2 separate regions of the Homo sapiens genome follow, and region 1 is linked to region 2. Evidence: chromatin loops called from intact Hi-C (ENCODE). Cell type or tissue: CD4-positive, alpha-beta T cell. All regions are shown on one strand.

The links. A loop is a pair of places that touch in the nucleus more often than their neighbours do. Peaks named below come from ENCODE experiments on the same cell type or tissue, not always from the same donor. Only the 100,000 strongest peaks of a DNase experiment are listed, where the experiment ranks them.
Region 1: it touches region 2 in a loop (4-fold over the local background); 3 of 110 quality-filtered maps call a loop at or near these places.

Annotation. Positions count from the first base shown.
Region 1 is chr1:184,713,796-184,716,295 of GRCh38, reverse strand. All of the region lies in intron 13 of EDEM3 (ER degradation enhancing alpha-mannosidase like protein 3), which reads left to right. Among named protein-coding and RNA genes, the nearest start is that of EDEM3, 40 kb to the left of the region's middle. In CD4-positive, alpha-beta T cell, no CTCF peak of the experiment used is centred here; no DNase peak of the experiment used is centred here.
Region 2 is chr1:186,353,723-186,356,222 of GRCh38, reverse strand. TPR (translocated promoter region, nuclear basket protein) reads left to right here. Exons shown (of 51, transcript NM_003292.3): 16 at 455-588; 17 at 665-813; 18 at 2,373-2,500. Among named protein-coding and RNA genes, the nearest start is that of TPR, 20 kb to the left of the region's middle. RefSeq lists an enhancer at 378-1,577. In CD4-positive, alpha-beta T cell, no CTCF peak of the experiment used is centred here; no DNase peak of the experiment used is centred here.

The DNA of each region.
Region 1 (2,500 bases), 1.6 Mb after region 2:
TGCTGAAGCTTATTTGTTCATTTGGTTAGCAAATGTTCATTCCAGAAATATTTACTGAGGCCCCTTATGTGCCAGGGCTCTTACTAGTTTTTGAGGATTAAAGATATGAAGATAAGTCCTTTCTGTCTTTGAATCACTGAAGGCAGGCCAATAAGCAGACTTTTAAAACATTGTATATGTGTTTGAAACATATTAAAGGGGCATGAAGCACAAGTTGGGATGTGATAGTCAGCGAAGGGTTCCTGAAGGCTCCTATGTCCTGAAGGATAACCAAGAATTAGAAGAAGAAAGATGTAAAAGAAGTTCCAGGCAGTGAGACTGAAGACATGAGAAACACAGCACTCATCATCTACCCATAGAGTTGTCCCTTAGTTCTTCACTTAGTGTTCGGATAATGGTTAATTAGGCTTCGAATCTCCATCCCTAACCACAGCTAATGAGAAATGGTTAGGTTCTGGAAGCAGGCATACAAGTAATAGCAAGAAATAAAAGCAGATACCTTGTGTATTTATTTGCCTGTAACATTTATTGACTGTTTCCTATACTCCAGACAGTCTTCTAAGCATTTTATGTGTTTAACTAATTTGATCCTTACAACAGCTTTCTGAAGTGTACTATTACAGTCTTCATTTTAAAGGTGAAGAAACCAAGGGAAAGAGAAGTTAGGGAACTTGCCTAAGGTCACACAGTTAGTAAGATTAAGTCAGAATTCTAATCTAGGCAGATTGGCTCTTGACAATGATGTTATACTGGCAATTCATTAAAGAACAATAATTAAACACCTACTGTATGCCAGCCACTGCACTTAAGTGTGGGGTAGAAAGATAAAATAGAACCAGTCCCTGCACTCCCATGACTTGTAGTTAGTGAATAAGATAGGTGTGTAAAGAAATAATCACAACCATGTGATATGTTCTAAAATACAAAAGAGGTAACAAGTTGAAGAATTGCAGAGGAAGACATGATTTACTGTTCAGAATTCTATTTTTCAAAGTGTAACATCCTTCTTTTTTTCCCCACCAAATACTCCTTTTATGACATTGTTTCTGGACCTCTTACCACTGACATTGCCCCATTCTGATTGCATTCCAGTATATATAATAACTCTTAAAATATCACATCCAGAATTAACCATACTCAAGATGTGTCTGGCACACAGCACCATAACTGTCTGTATTCAGGCAAAGGGTCACTAATGTTCTATGAGGCTGATGAGTTTCCACCCTCTATCCAGTTGAGGACCACTGCTTCATTGACTCACTGTTCCTGAGGGGATTGTTGTGCCTCTCAGATGTCTTTAGCCAAATGAAAGGTTAAGAACTACCATTCTTCATCATATTGTGTTATTAGATGTGCTTTAGATTTTTTAGGAGCTTTATTATGTTCAGCTCACAGTGAGCTTGTGATCAACTAGTTTCACATACTTAACTGTATGGTCTGCTGACAAATGAGTGTTCTCCACCCTGCCTTTGAGCAGCCAAGTTTTCTTTTTTTTAGTGTAAACTTAGAACTTTTATATTTAACTCAGCAAAATTTCTTTTTTTGTTTTGTTTCTAGATTTTGGTCTAGAGGTTGAATCTCATTAGCTAAACTACCAGTTTTCAATGATCTATAGTTTAGATGAGCATACCTTACATTTTTTTCATCCAAACTGTTAGGAAGAAGTTTTGGTTGGACCCCAACCAGTGCCTTGTGGCACTGCACTCAAGAGCTTTCAGTTACAGGCTCTTTGCATGTGGTGGTTTATTACCCTATAGATCTAAGCACTATCACTGTCCTCCAGGTTACCATCATCTACACAGACACAGACATACACACACACTTTTCACAATGGAAATATCTGTATTTTCCTAATCATAATTACTGAAAAGAATGTAAATGGCAAAAATAATAGGAAAATATTTGCTAAGACACTGTCCCCTAACTGCGTAAGATTACCACTGTTAGCAATTTTATAAAGGCTTCCAGACATTTTTAATGCCTGTGTATTTTTATTTATGTATTTTTATGATTTTAAAATATAAAATAGATCATATGATCTGATGTTCAACTTGCTAGCTTTGCCCAATTCATATTGTAGTTATCTTACCATGCCTTGTTCTTTTCTAAATGTTTACAAATTGTCTATTCTAGTATTTGCCAATTATCAGTATCCTGCTCATCTGTCTGCAGTTCTCAAGATAGCATTTGCTCATGTAATAACTGTCAGTCCATCAGAAAAGGTTGAATTATGATAAGTGTATTGCAGATAAACAGGAAAGTGTTTTTATATTGTCTAAAAAGATTAATATCCAAAATGGCTAAACATGTTTTGAAACATTTCAGGTGAGTTTTTGTTCCAAAATAAAAAATCATGTGTATGTAGGAAAAATGATAGCTGTAGTTTCAATCTCATATGTATGCCAAGTGCTATGCTAAATAATTGACATTTAATATCTCAGTCTTCACACCAATGTCATGAGTGTATTGTTATATTCCTTTTACAGAAGAATAAACTGAA
Region 2 (2,500 bases):
CAACATAAGCAATAGCCACTCTAATGATGGTAGCTTCAAATTTGACTACCATATATAATTGCTTATAACATCCCATCAACTGTAAAACATACCATTATTTTATGTATTGCTAAAAAGAAATGCTTTCTATTGTTGAAAAAGGTGCATTTCAGAATCAATGAATTACAGTATTTATTTTGGTTATGTTTTAATGACCAAAACAGATATGTTTTAATAAAACATAAATATGGATTATGTTTTAACCCATAAATACTGAATTATCTCTAATAACCATCAAAAAATCTTAATACATTGTTTAGTAGATTCCTTATTTAAAAACTCCTATAATCTTATTGTTTCATTTCAATAAGTTTAGCTTGTTTATTTGATAATAGTGTATTTGCAAAGAAGCATTAGATTAAAGCTGATTTATGAAAGCCAACAAAGCATTTTATTAGTCTTTACTTTCCTGAAGCTTCAAGCTTAGATGATGTTTCTCTTGCATCAACTCCAAAACGTCCAAGTACATCACAGACTGTTTCCACTCCTGCTCCAGTACCTGTTATTGAATCAACAGAGGCTATAGAGGCTAAGGCTGCCCTTAAACAGGTAAAGATCACACCTTTGTCCTGGGTTAGGTTTTTAGAGAACACAGTGTTACCTTCTCATAATCTCCAATATTTAGTTGCAGGAAATTTTTGAGAACTACAAAAAAGAAAAAGCAGAAAATGAAAAAATACAAAATGAGCAGCTTGAGAAACTTCAAGAACAAGTTACAGATTTGCGATCACAAAATACCAAAATTTCTACCCAGCTAGATTTTGCTTCTAAACGGTAAGTTTTCTTTTGTTTCAAATTAATTAAGTCTAAATGTTATACTTTACAATTCAAATCATTTAAATTCAAGAGCTAATTTGCAATAGTGTTGCTTTTTTTGTGAACTGTGTTCCAGAATGAGAACCTCTGGTAGTTCATTTTTTTCATATTGATTAATGATTCTCTAGGCAGTGCTAAGGGTTTAGCTTGTTTGATAAGTTGAAGCCAGGCGCAGCAGCTCACGCCTGTAATCCCAGCACTTTGGGAAGCCGAGGCAGGTGGGTCATTTGAGGGCAGGAATTCAAGACCAGCCTGGCCACCATGGTGAAACCCCATCTCTACTAAAAATACAAAAATTAGCTGAGCGGCAGTGTTGCATGCTTGTAATCCCAGCTACTCAGGAGGCTAAGGCAGGAGAATCACTTGAGCCCAGGAGGCAGTGGTTGCGGTGAGCCAAGATTGGGGCCACTGCACTCCAGTCTGGGCAAGAGAGTGAGATTCTGTCTCAAAAAAATAAAATAAAATAAAAATAAGTTGAAGTTCATGTGAGGAATGTTGGTAGTTTACCTTCCTAAGATTAAAGGACTTGTTTCGGTAGGACTTAATTCTTTTAAAAATGCACCAGATGATGAGAGAAATGAGAGCAAATTTTATTCCACCTTTTCTATTCTAGGTAGAAGAGAAGCAAGTGCTATGTAGTTTTAGGAGAATTAATTTTCTTGGTCACATCCAAAGAAATAATAAATATTTCATGATTATTTGTTATTAAATTCATTGAATGCTTGTTAGTTTAGTTTGTTAGGACAATATTTATTTTTATATAGTACATGATAAAACTGTTTCTGTTTTATAGCAGGCAGGATATATTGCAGGCAGTTACCCCTATACATCTAATAGTTCAGCAACCCCAATTAAAGCACTTCTTTTTTCTCTGTTGATACCTCTAGCCAGCCATTATGTCAGCTTTCAAGCACATAAGAAAATAAAACTGAGGATTATAGAAGAAAAAAGGATTAGCAAAAATCCATCACTAACCCTGTATAATAACTTAATTTGTATACTGCATTGTAGTGGGTGTCTGGTGTTATCAATATTGCATTGTCATTACTTTAAATATAATTGATTTTTTAAAAATAAGATTAAAAAGTTACTTAGCATGAAATACTTTGCTTACTTAGAACTTGAACCACTACATTTGGAATTGGGAAAAAAGAATGAAGGTTTTACCTTATTACACAAGCCACTTCTTCATAAATCATAAAATTAACCCCTTTCCCATTTAGAAAAAAAAAAGTGCAGCTTGCTGCCAGCGCTCATTTAATTTTACATAAGCATGCTGTTTGAGGTTGAGGCAAATCTGACAGATTTTCAGTGTGAAAATAAAATATAAAAACTGTTCCTGGAGTTATTTCTAAGCAGAATTCAACTTAACAGAAATATGTATGATGTTACATTAGGATTAGAGACAATATTCTCAGGGCATTTGGGGAAATGGGTTAAGCTATTGTGAAATTTCTTCAAGGGATTAAGCTAGGATATCATTTCAGTTACTTGTAGAATTACTTTTTTCATACCAGTTATGAAATGCTGCAAGATAATGTTGAAGGATATCGTCGAGAAATAACATCACTTCATGAGAGAAATCAGAAACTCACTGCCACAACTCAAAAGCAAGAACAGATTATCAATACGATGACTCAAGATT